Regions from separate parts of the Homo sapiens genome. Here regions 1, 2 and 3 are each linked to region 4. Evidence: chromatin contacts called from ENCODE Hi-C or POLR2A ChIA-PET data. All regions are on one chromosome and are shown on one strand. The core of a region is the stretch at or near the end of the contact, and the rest is flanking DNA. Distances in the headings are between cores, read along the strand shown. Region 1 holds the start of ZXDB (zinc finger X-linked duplicated B). Region 2 holds the start of SPIN3 (spindlin family member 3). Region 3 holds the start of SPIN2B (spindlin family member 2B). Region 4 has its middle 200 kb from the start of RRAGB.

What was found. A loop is a pair of places that touch in the nucleus more often than their neighbours do. ChIA-PET counts read pairs that join two places held with the same protein, here RNA polymerase II (POLR2A). Pooled maps may share reads with other maps.
Region 1: a pooled map shows a loop between it and region 4 (8-fold over the local background). The contact joins the promoter of ZXDB here to the enhancer-like site in region 4. A Hi-C loop is called at or near these places in 2 of 37 single-sample maps with no recorded cell type and 8 of 50 pooled maps.
Region 2: a loop to region 4 is called in a pooled map, with 7 times the contacts of the local background. The contact joins the promoter of SPIN3 here to the enhancer-like site in region 4. A Hi-C loop is called at or near these places in 4 of 37 single-sample maps with no recorded cell type and 10 of 50 pooled maps. POLR2A ChIA-PET finds 5 or more read pairs at or near these places in 1 of 52 experiments (naive thymus-derived CD4-positive, alpha-beta T cell).
Region 3: a loop to region 4 is called in a pooled map, with 7 times the contacts of the local background. The contact joins the promoter of SPIN2B here to the enhancer-like site in region 4. A Hi-C loop is called at or near these places in 2 of 37 single-sample maps with no recorded cell type and 4 of 50 pooled maps.

Annotation. Positions count from the first base shown.
Region 1 is chrX:57,590,363-57,593,364 of GRCh38, reverse strand. ZXDB (zinc finger X-linked duplicated B) reads right to left here and starts at 1,354. Exons shown (of 1, transcript NM_007157.4): 1 at 1-1,354. The coding sequence starts at 1,316. RefSeq lists silencers at 477-666, 727-1,016.
Region 2 is chrX:56,994,287-56,997,379 of GRCh38, reverse strand. It overlaps SPIN3 (spindlin family member 3), which reads left to right and starts at 1,839. Exons shown (of 2, transcript NM_001010862.3): 1 at 1,839-2,164; 2 at 2,431-3,093. The coding sequence starts at 2,433. RefSeq lists an enhancer at 1,808-1,907.
Region 3 is chrX:57,119,948-57,123,139 of GRCh38, reverse strand. It overlaps SPIN2B (spindlin family member 2B), which reads left to right and starts at 1,592. Exons shown (of 2, transcript NM_001006681.2): 1 at 1,592-1,902; 2 at 2,509-3,192. The coding sequence starts at 2,511. It also overlaps a transcript of FAAH2 not described here. RefSeq lists a silencer at 1,305-1,424.
Region 4 is chrX:55,918,065-55,920,964 of GRCh38, reverse strand. It overlaps a transcript of KLF8 not described here. Among named protein-coding and RNA genes, the nearest start is that of RRAGB, 200 kb to the right of the region's middle. RefSeq lists enhancers at 1,074-1,323, 775-1,974. Within about 2 kb of position 1,449, at least 2 of the 41 ENCODE cell types and tissues checked have a DNase peak (open chromatin) inside an H3K27ac peak, as active enhancers do.

The sequences.
Region 1 (3,002 bases), core at 105-2,604, 1.7 Mb before region 4:
CAAGCCTTGTCATATTGTTTGCTGCAGCCAGGAAAAGAGCAGGAAAACAGTTCCTGTTCCCTGAAATGGGCGCGGTTATGGGAAAACAGAGCACTCACTGTGATAAATGTCTTCTTGCAGCCAGAAAACGCGCACTGGTAAGGCCTCTCCGGTTCGAAGTGGCTGCGCTGGTGGGCGCTGAGTTTGGCCTGCGTGGGGAAGCTCTCCTCGCACACCTCGCATTTGAATGAGTTCTCCTGCTCATGGCCCTTCATGTGCGCCTTGAGGTTGTACACTGTGGTGAAGCTCTTGCCACAGCCCTCTGCCGGGCAGCCAAAGGGCCGCAGTTTGTCGTGCGACTGCAGGTGCCTCTTGAGCTTGTAAGAGGTGGTGAAGGTCCAGCCGCAGCCACCCAGGGGGCATTTGAAGGGCCTCTGGCCCTGGCTGCTGCTGTGCGTCAGCAGGTGCACCTTCAGCTGGTGCTTCTTGGCGAAGGTTTGCCCGCACTGCGCCTCGGGGCACAAGTACAGCACCACGCCTGGGCCGGAGCCCAGCGGTCCGCGGGGGCCCAGGGCGGCGGCCGGGCCCTCCGCCTCCTCCTCAGGCGCCGGAGCTGGCGCGGGTTCGGCCGGCTCAGCTAGCAGGAGGTCTGGCGGCAGCTCTGGGCAGTCACCCGGGTGCGCGGCATGCGGGAACCCAGCTTGCGGGGCGATCAGACACCCGGGCTGCTGGGCAGGAGCGGCCCCTGGCTCCCAGGCGTGTGGTGGGGGCGTGGCCAGGGTGAGGACGCCGTTCTCAAAGCGCAACAGCAGGTCCTGGTTGTGGATAGTGACTGTGCCCGCGAAGGCCGCGGCGGGGCCGGGGGCGGAGATCGGGGCCGGAGTGGGAACCGCGGACAGGCAGCGGGGGCCTAGCGCAGTGGGCCCCGCGGGATTCGCGCCGCTCTCGCCCCCCTGGAGCCCCGGGCCCTCCTCGGCCTCCTCCCTCAACACAGGCCCTGCGGCCTGACCGGAGCCCGCGGTCTCCACGTCGCCACCCACCGGGTCAAGCAGCACCAGGAAGAAGTCGTCGCCGCCGCCGCCGCCGCCGCCGCTAGGTTGATCGGTCCTCGGCGCCAACAGGCTTGGGCCAGGGCCCCGTGATGCCGTGCTGGCCTCCTCGCGCCGCCGCCCGGGCCCGCCATCTTGGGGGCCCCGGAGCAGCAGGAGGCGGCGCGTGGGGACCTGGCCAGCCGGCGAGTCAGGGCCTCGGTGGACTCGGCCGCCACCCGCGGGGATACCGCCGCCGCCGCCGCCCTGTAGTGTCCCGCGAGCCGGGAGCAGCTTCGGGATTTCCATCTCTGCGTCCGAGAGGCTCGGCTGGAACCAGAGCCGAGGAGGAGGCGCGATCCCGCCCCCTGCCGCGGGCCTGAACACGTTCCTGAAAGGGGAAAAAAAAATGTGCAATGCGCAGAAACTGGCCCTATCAGATATTAAAACGTATTTAACGCCACAGTGATTTAAATATTCTGGTACTGGGTCTCTGGAACAGAATAGAAAGCCCAGAGGTAGAGCCTGGTATGCATAAATACGTTCTACAGTTAATATAAGTAAGTAATTAAGGGGGTCTTCTGAGGTAATGGGGAAATGACGACAGCTTGTTCAGTAATGCTGTGGAACACCTAGGTATCTATCCGCTGGAAGCAATTTTAATCCATGACTCATTGTATATACCCAAATAAACACACCCCAGCCCCTCCCAGTGTTAGATATGTTGCTTCGTACTTTCTGTGTGTTAAAATTTGCTGGCTGGCTGGCTGGCTGGACTGATGGATGAAAGACAATTCCTGAGAGAAAAAACTGTCTCTGTGTCAGCATTAAACCACCATAGCGCTGGCAGTTCTGCTGAAAATGTCCTTCCCCTTCCCACCTCCCCGCGGGACAACTTCCATATTCACAATTATCTTGAGCAAAGTCTTCGGTACAATTTGCCGCATAGTTCAAATTTTGTCTTGCTGATACAGACATTAGAATGAGTGAGAGATGCGGCCAAAACAGGTTAGCACTCTTCAGCCTAGAAATTCAAAGTCTGGAGGATGAAACAATTTACACTGAAATCTGGAAAAAACCCAACCTTCTCCTGGCTTCTCCCTATACAGTGCACAACCTAAACCAACTTTTGCCCTTCCACCATCGGTTGTACTGTGATAAATTTCATGTCTGCTCTCACAGCACAATGAGGGCATTCATTCCTCAGTTTACTCTGCCTTCTCCAGCACGTGGAGGTCTCTGGGCAGGAGTTTCAGTTAAATGTGTTTAGGTTAAATCCTGAGTCACTGCAATGGATTCTGCCAAGTAAAAGGCACAGACGATCTTGTCCAATCAACCTGGTGTACCTGTTCACATTTAAGTGTGGTGGCCCAGGCTTGCTGGGCCTGTGGTGCCTAATGATCTTATTAATGATGATGACAATCCTTCATTTTGTCCGTTACGACTGAGTTGGGAATTGACACAAATATAGGGTGAAATATCTGAGATAAGAAAGCTTAGAGTAATGACTAGATTGGTGGTGGTGGGGGAGCGGGGTGTAACCTGTTGTTTAAATACTCCCAGCTCTCTCGCCCTCTTTTAATGACAGTGGACACTTGGTCTCTTGAAAATCAAGCTATTCATCCATAACTATTTGAACCTCATCAAAATGTCTACTCCACATACTTTTCTTTCTATTACTTTTTCTGGTGGAAGCATTTTTCAAATCTGAGGTATAGAAGAGTGCATAAAACATATTTGTATCGTTTAGATTATTTTACAAAAGCAGACACCTGTGTAACCAGGACCAAGGTCAAGCAATAGACCACTGCCAGCCTTCCAGAATACAGCCGCTGTACTCCTCCCAATCACAACCCACACTCTCCTATATGAATATAGTCATTGCCCTGACTTTGTAATAATCATTTCACTGCTTTCCTTTATAGCTTTATCACTTTTGTACGCATCCGTAAACAATAGAGTTGATACGAAGTTGTATAAATGGAATCATACGGC
Region 2 (3,093 bases), core at 590-3,089, 1.1 Mb before region 4:
AGGTGGAGGTTGCAGTGAGCCGAGATTGTGCCACTGCACTCTAGCCTGGGCGACAGAGCAAGACTCTGTCTCAAAAAAAAAAAAAAAAAAAAAAAAAAAAAAGGAGCATGAGTAGCCAATACAATCTTAATAATATTTTCAGAGAAATCACACTTACTGATTTCAAACATACTGCACAGTTACAGTAATCAAAAAATAAATGTGGTTCTTGCATAAAGATAAATTAAAAACGTGGTTTTTGCATAAAATTCTATGAAATAGAATTAAGAGTCCAGATATAAGCCTATACATCTGTACTAAATTGATTTTCAACAAGTATGCCAAGACAATTAAAAAGGCTAAGAATTGTCTCTTCAACAGAAGGTGCTGAGACAACTGGATATCCATGTGCAAAACAATGAATTTGGTCCCCTTCATCACACCATACATAATAATTAACTCAAAATGGGTCAAAGACATAAATATAAGAGCTAAAAACAAACAAAATTTTACAAGAAAATATAGGGGTACATTTTCATGAACTTGGATTTGGCAGTGTTTATTTAGGTGTGACTCCAAACGCACAACCAAGTTTTAAGCTTTTGTGCATCAAAAATACTATCAAGAAAGTGAAGACACCCCACAAAACGGGATAAAATATTTTCATATCATATATCTGATAAGGTTCTCTCATCCAGAATTTAAAAAGAACAATTAACAGCCCTGCTACAAACAATTCATTTAAAAAATGAACAAAGCACTTGAAATAGACATTTCTCCAAAGATACACAAATGTCCAACAAGCACACAAAAAGATGCTCATCCTCATTAGTCATTAGAGAAATGCAAATTAAAACCACAATTAGGTACCACTTCATACCCACTAGGATGGCTGTAACGATAAAACTGATTGAATCACTTCTAAAATGTCTTTCTCCACAGATTTATGATCTCACAAATTCCTGTTTTAATTATAGCAATTGTTCTAAGTTTAGTGTCTAGGTTATTCTGTTCAAGTGAACAGAATAATTCATGCGCAAGCACAATTTATAGGTATTTAACAATTAAACGTCTGAAGATAGGAGGCAACGGCAAAATTATGAAAAATCCTAATGCTTAATTTTATGAAGCTACTACAAAACATGTTCTCAGAAAATATCTAAAAAATTGAGCAAATGTTTATTCTACATGGAAATGAGCAGGACATGAAAGTGCATATTCAAAATTATCCAAGCTTTGTAAGAGCTTAGAAAAAAGGAAAAGGAAATAGTGTTAATATTTCACTGTGAGCCCTGGAAAATGGGAGGCCGGCTTAGTTAATTATTTTCTCTTCATGTCAATTTTCTGAATTTTACAGTGTCAATATTGTGCATGCAATTCTTTTGCAATCAGGGGAAAAGAAAAGAAATCCTCAAGAAGTTAAGTCTGGGAATGACAAGTCAGTAAAAATTACGTAGATTGGGTCAAGATGGCAGCCTGAACACTGAGCAGTAGCGCATTTCTCTTGTCCTACCACAAATCCCCTTCAATGGAGGGTGGGGGGACGCGGGGAGGGAGGGGAAAGGAAAGGGCTAATTCCTGAAAGGTGGAAAGCAGAAGGGGCAGGGGCGCAGAGGGTTGAGGTTAGGTGAGGGGAGGGGCGCGTGCTAAACCAGAAGAGGTAAACCAATGCAGTGAGAGAGAGGTGGTTGTGGGCTCCACAGCTTCTGATTTGGAGGAAGCTGCGAGACCGAGAGCCTAGGAGCACCTTCCACGCCCAGGGCTGTGGTACAGGTTGGTGGGGGAGGGGCGCCACGCGGTGTTTGGCAGGAAGGGGAGGCCTCTCTACTGACCGGAAGCTGCGCTAGAAAAAGAAGGAGGAGACTGCGGCGCAGCAGCGACTAGTGGGAGTCCGATGTGGGAGAGGGGCTGCGGCCACCGCCACCGCCGCCGCCACCAGGAAGGCGGAGGACGCAGGAGCCAAGAGCAAGGGACGCCGCCACGGTCATCTTCGCCTGCCCCGCCGCCCTCTTAGAGACACTCATTGCCTATGGATCATCCTCTCCCAGCTTTTGCAAGCACCGGGCTGCTCGCCCGCTGATTTTCCTCCTCCATAGGCTCACTGCGGAGGCAACGGCGAGGTGTCCGATTTGTGCACTTGAGGCCCGCAATCCGGGACGGTGGGGAATCTGCGCCTCCTGGCCGGGTAGTGTTGGAAGCAGGGCGAGGGGAATGGGGAAACGCTTCGTATTTCACCGAACCGCAGATCTTAGCCAGACTGAGCTGGGGAGGAAGGTTACTGCAGGCACTCAGCCAGGGTGCCTTGATTTCCAGCTTTGCTATCTAGCTTTCGGGAAAAACAGGTGTGGGTTTACTGGGTGCGCTGATTAGGAGAAAAAGCTCTCCGTGTTATGCATTGATTTTGTTAATTTCCTTTCTCGGTCCACCTGGCAACTGTGCTCCTCTTCGCAGGCATGAAGACCCCGTTTGGAAAGGCAGCTGCAGGGCAGCGGTCCAGGACGGGCGCTGGCCACGGCAGTGTGTCTGTTACCATGATAAAGAGGAAGGCTGCACACAAGAAGCATAGGAGCCGACCCACCTCCCAGCCTCGGGGGAACATCGTGGGCTGCAGAATTCAGCACGGATGGAAAGATGGAGATGAACCTCTAACACAGTGGAAAGGAACCGTTCTGGATCAGGTACCTGTAAATCCCTCTCTGTATCTTATCAAATATGATGGATTTGACTGTGTTTATGGATTGGAACTTCACAGAGATGAAAGAGTGTCATCACTTGAAGTCCTTCCTAATAGAGTTGCATCATCTAGAATCAGTGATACACACTTGGCAGAAATAATGGTTGGCAAAGCAGTGGAACATATTTTTGAGACAGAGGAAGGTTCCAAAAATGAATGGAGGGGGATGGTCTTAGCTCAGGCACCTGTCATGAACACATGGTTTTACATTACCTATGAGAAAGATCCTGTATTATATATGTACCAGCTCTTAGATGATTATAAAGATGGTGACCTCCGCATCCTTCAAGATTCCAATGATTCTCCTCTGGCAGAGAGGGAGCCAGGAGAAGTCATAGACAGCCTGGTAGGCAAACAGGTGGAATACGCCAAAGACGATG
Region 3 (3,192 bases), core at 343-2,842, 1.2 Mb before region 4:
GCATTAGGAGATATACCTAATGTAAATGAGGAGTTAATGGGTGCAGCACACCAACATGGCACACGTATACACATGTAACTAACCTGCACATTGTGCACATGTACCCTAGAACTTAAAATATAATTTAAAAAAATAAAAATGAAAATAAAATAAAAAGCCCTCACTGAAACTATGACATATCTGCAAATTGCTTTCCATAAAAATTGTATAAACTTTCACTTGCATCAGCACTAGATATGAAGCTTTTTCATGATCAATGACATTAAGTAATATTTTAATGTTCTTTCATACTTTGACTGTTGAATCGAGATTATTATTACTTCTATTTTTCCTTGTAGATGTTATTTTATTAAGTGTAGTTGTTCTGTTAACATCCGACTCATCCCCTCATTCAAATACCATAAGTATCTGAATAAGAAAGATACCATTAAGCATTGTTTTGTTTACAGAGTTTTTGGTTGGTTCATTTGCTTTCTGTTCAATTTTATTTTGCTGCTTTTTACCTTTTAATAAATCAAATATTGATACTGGTACAACATTAGTATACAACCTTTCTCAAAATATTTAAATAATTATTTCAACATTCCTTAAAGAATACCCAACGTTTCTCCACTGATTTATAAAACTATAACTTTAATTATTTCTTATAAAGTTATTTTTTTGCAAAGCTTTCTATTCCGATACATAGATCTGATTACTGGTTATTGTGGAAATATTATGTCAAATGCCCAGTACTGGGAGAAAAGCCAAATTATAAATCACTTTAAAATTGAGTTTTACGGACCAAGTGCAAGATATGTAACAGGTGCTCAATAAATATTTGTTGAATGAAAAAATCGATTAGAAAACATCTAATTTCCTGGAAAAATTAATAGACATGAATTGCAGATAAAAAACAAATCCCAGTTTTGCAAAAGTTTAGGAAAAAGGAAAAAAAACTATGAGCATTAATATTTTGCTGTGAGGCCCTCAAAAATGGGAGATGGGACTGCAGTTGATGATTTTCCTCTTAATATTAATTTCCTAAAATGTAGATAGTGTTCACGTTGTACATGCAATTATCTTGCAATAAAGAAAAGGAAAAAAAAATCCCTCGAAAACAAAAACAAAAATGCCAGGAAATATCAGTCAGCAAAAATTAGGTAGAGACTGGGTCAAAATGGCAGACTTACCATAGTGAATTTCTCTGTTCCAACTCCAAATCCTTTCAAAAAGAGGAAAGACATATTTACGTGTAAAGAATAAATCCATAAGGGCATGGGACGGTGCAGGGGCAGGGGTGGGCGCGGGGGTGGGCGCGGGGCGGCAGCAAGGCGAATTCCAAGAAGATGGAAAGCAGGGCAGGCAGACTAAGAAGGTGGAGGTGGGAACCAAGTGGCCCTGAAACGGGTGAGGAAGGGGCCACAGGGTTCCGAGGACGACTGTGGCACGAACTACTCCGGATTTGGAAAGAGGCGGAGTCAGAGCCCATAGCTCCGCCGGGGCTACAGGCTGTGTGGTGGGCGTGGGAGCCTGGTGGAGAGGAGAGCCGGGTGTTTGACAGGAAGAGGAGGCCTCTCTCTGGGCAGGAAGCTGCGCTACGGAAAGAGGGAGGAGACTGCCGCGGCGACAGCAGGGACTGGTGGAATCCCGATGTGGCTGAGGGGCCGCCACCGCCAGCAGGGAGGCGGAGGGCTAGCGAGCCAAGCGGTGGGGACGCCGCTGCCTTCCTCTTTGCCTGTCTCGCCGCCCTCCTAGACACGCTCCTCATCTACGGATCCTACCCTCCCCGCTCTTGCAAGCATTCACTCGGCCGGTCGCCTGCTGACCCTCCTTCGCCACAGGCTCGTAGCGGAGGCAGCAGCGAGGTGTCCGATTTGGGCACGTGAGGCCCGCGATCCCCGGCGGTGGACGCCAGGCAGGGCAAGGCCATTAGTGGGCGCCAGAATGGAGAGGGGGATGGGAAGGAATCCAGCAGGAGACATGGGGTGGAGTTGGGCGCCAGGCAAGGGTGGGGTGGGGGAGTGCGGTGAGCAACATGAAAAGGGGGTAGGAACGGGAGCCAGACAAGGATTTGAAGGTGAGCGCCGGGAAGCAAGGGCGGTGGGTACCAGAGAAGTGGTTAGGGTAGGCAGGGGGTGTTGTGGACAGCAGCTGGGACGCTCAGGGAAGGAGGGCAGTGGGTGCCGGTCAAGGCCTCTTTGCAAGGGGATTGGAAGTGGACGCCAGTGGTAGCAAGGGGTTCCGGGAGGGCAGTGGGCTCTGAGCTAGGAGGAGGTGGCCCAGCCACTTCTGCAGAGTTCCTAACCCCAGACAGCTCTACTGCACCACCCCAGCCCTTCCCCACAGCCCAAAGGAACTTAAGAGGGAGAGCACTGCGGGCATGCAGCCAGGATTTCCAGCATTGCTTCCAGGCTCCTAGGGGAAACTTAGGCACTAGCGCAGACTACATCCAGACATGGCTATAGGGAAAAGTTTGCCTTGTGGCACACTGGGTGTGTCTCTCTATCCTCTCTCCTCCCCCAGCAGGCATGAAGACCCCCAACGCACAGGAAGCCGAAGGGCAACAAACCAGGGCAGCTGCAGGACGGGCCACTGGGTCTGCAAACATGACAAAGAAAAAAGTCTCCCAAAAGAAGCAGAGAGGCCGACCTTCATCCCAGCCCCGCAGGAACATCGTGGGCTGCAGAATTTCTCATGGATGGAAGGAAGGAGATGAGCCCATCACGCAGTGGAAAGGAACCGTTCTGGATCAGGTGCCTATAAATCCCTCTCTTTATCTGGTGAAATATGATGGAATTGACTGTGTCTATGGACTGGAACTTCACAGAGATGAAAGGGTTTTGTCTCTTAAAATTCTTTCTGACAGGGTGGCATCATCTCACATTAGTGATGCCAACCTTGCAAATACCATAATTGGCAAAGCAGTGGAACATATGTTTGAGGGAGAGCATGGTTCTAAGGATGAATGGAGGGGGATGGTCTTAGCTCAAGCACCTATCATGAAAGCCTGGTTTTATATTACCTATGAGAAAGATCCTGTCTTGTACATGTACCAGCTTCTAGATGATTATAAGGAAGGTGACCTCCGCATCATGCCAGAATCCAGTGAGTCTCCTCCAACAGAGAGGGAGCCAGGAGGAGTTGTAGATGGCCTAATAGGTAAGCATGTGGAATATACCAAAGAAGATGGCTCCAAAAGGATCGGCATGG
Region 4 (2,900 bases), core at 200-2,699:
ATGTTCTGAACGGTATTGCCTTGATTCTCTTCTACTAGGAATTTTATAGTTTGGGGTTTTACTTTTAAGTTTAGATGTCTAGCATGGCCGAGTAAGTTTTCTTTGATTATTCCCTCAAATATGTTTTTCAAACTTTTATATTTCTCTTCATCATCAGGAACACCAATTATTCTTAGGTTTGGATATTTAACATAGTCCCAAACTTCTTGGAGGCTTTGTTCATTTTTTAAAATTCTTTTTTCTTTGTCTTTGATGGACTGGGTTAATTCAAAAGTCTTGTCTTCGAGCTCTGAAGTTCTTTCTGCTTGTTTGATTTTATTGCTGAGATTTTCCACTGCATTTTGCATTTCTCTAAGTGTGTCCTTGATTTCCAGAAGCTGTGATTGTTTTTTATTTATGCTATGTATTTCACTGAAGAATTTTCCTTTCCTATCCTGTATCATGTTTTTGATTTACTTAAGTTGGACTTCACCTTTTTCTATTGCCTCCTTGATTAGCTTAATGACAGACATTCTGAATTCTTTTTCTCGCAGTTCAAAGATTTCGTCATGGTTTGGATCCATTGCTGGTGAGCTGGCAGGATATTTTGGGTATGTTAAAGATCCTTGTTTTGTCATATTACCAGAATTGTTTTTTTTGTATCCTTCTCATTTGGGTAGACCATGTCAGAGGGAAGATCTGGAATTCAAGGGCTGTTGATCAGATTATTTTGTCCCACGGGGTGCTCCCTTGATGTGGTGTTTTCCCCCTTCCCCTAGGAATGGGGCTTCCTACAGTACAGAGGAACTGTAGTAATTGTTTTTGCTCTTCTAGGTCTAGCCACCCGGGGGAGCTACCATGCTCTGAGCTGGTACTGGGGAGTTTCTGCAAAGACTCCTGTGATATGATTCATCTTCAGGTCTTGTAGCCGTGGATACCAGCATCTGCTCTGGTGGAGGTAGCAGGGAAGTGAAGTGGACTTGGTGCAGGTCCTTGGTTGTGTTTTTGTTTAGTGGGCTGGTTTTGTGTTGGTTGGCCTCCAGCCAGGAAGTGGTGCTTTCAAGAGTGCAATAGCTGCAGTCCTATAGGGAGGAGGCAAACTTGCCCTAGAGACACCTGGTTAAGTATTCAGGTTTCTCAGGCAGCAGGCAGGGCCACAGAGCTCCCAAAATATTATGACCTTTGCCTTCAGCTAGCAGGTAGAGAAAGACCACCAGGTGGGGGCAGAGATAGGCATGTCTGAGCTCAGCCTATCCTTGGGCCGGGCTTGCTGTGGCTGCTGTAGGGGCTGGGGTGTGGTTCCCTGTCTAATGGTGTTATATTCCCGGGGGATTATGGCTGCTTCTGCTGAGTCATACAGGTAGCCAGGGAAGTGCGGGACACCTGGCAGTCACAGGCCTCACCCAGCTCTCACACAGCCTGCAATCCTAAAAGCGGGTTTCACTTCCCCCATGCCCCCGCCAACATCACTGAGTCTATTTCGAGGCAGCCGGTGACCAGGGCTGAGAACTCGCCCCAGACCACGAACCTCCCTGTTGAGAGAGCAAGCAGGCTCACAGTTTTTCAGTGTCTCAGGAGTTTGCAGCGGTAATCCAGTTCCTTCAAAGGATCTCTGGATTTTCTTGGCTTTCCTGGTGTGTTCCTGTGGTAGTTCTTGGGAGCAAAAGTTCACGAAGTGAGTCTCCACACACTGCTCTATCAGTCTGACCAGGAGCTGCAAGCTAGTCATGCCTTCTATCCACCCTCTTAATCTGAAAACTCCATTGTATTTTGGGAGCAGCTAACTTTTTTTCTAGGTTTCACAGGTCCACAGAAGAGAGAAATTTTGCCCCAGGATGGACCACACCCTGAGTCTCATCCTTCCTTACGCAGATGAAGTAGAAGATGAGTTTTGGGACTCTTTGAGTTGATTAAATTTAGGTGAGATTTTTAAGACTTAGAATTGATGCCGGAATGGGTTAGAACTTTTGGAGATGTTGTGATAGAGTGAATGTGTTTTGCCCATGGGAAGGGCATAAATTTTGGAGGGCCAAAGGAAGACCATTTTGGGTGGTAATGTGACCTTTAAAATGATATGTTGAAGTCCTAGCCATCAGTACTTGTGAATGTGACATTATTTGAAAATAAAGTCTTTGCAAATGTAATCAAGATGAAATCATTAAGGTGGCCCTAATTCATTATGACTGGTGTCCTTATAAAGAAGAGGAAAGTGACAAGTGAAGACACACACACACACACACACACGGACACGCTCATATACACACAGACATAGCCATGTGAAGAGAGAGACAGAAATTAGAGTTATACTGCCACAAGCCAAGGAATATCTGGACTTACCAGAAGCTGAAAGAGACCAGGAAGGATTCTTTCTAGAGGTTTTCGATGGAGCATGGCCTTGCCAATACTTTTATTTTTTATTTCAGATTTCTAGCCTCAAGAACTGTGAGAGAATAAATTTCTGCTGTTTTAAGGCACCCATTTTGTGGTACATTTTACAGCATCAGAAAACAAATATGCCAAGTATTCATTTGTGTGGAGATATATCTTTATGAGTTTGCATGTATCAGGATTGGATGGCAATTTCTGAATGAGCATGTATATCTCTGTCTGGGTACCTATATGCATGATCTACATATAGTTGACCAGGAACATGAAAAATGATGTATAATCTGCCAGAAAGTCTCAAGATAGGTAGATAATTTCCCCAAACTCATTGATTGACTTATTCCCTCAACAAGTATTCACTGGGTTCCTTCTATGTTCTAGGCACTGGGGACAATCATGATTAAGATATCCTTAGACTGCTGAGTCTAGTGCTATGGGAACCCAGAGGTAGAAACAACTTCCTTTATCTACTTACTTTCTGGGGCTCCTGTTATCTCTCTAATCTTATTTCCATTCAAGGAAAGATAGTGAGAAGT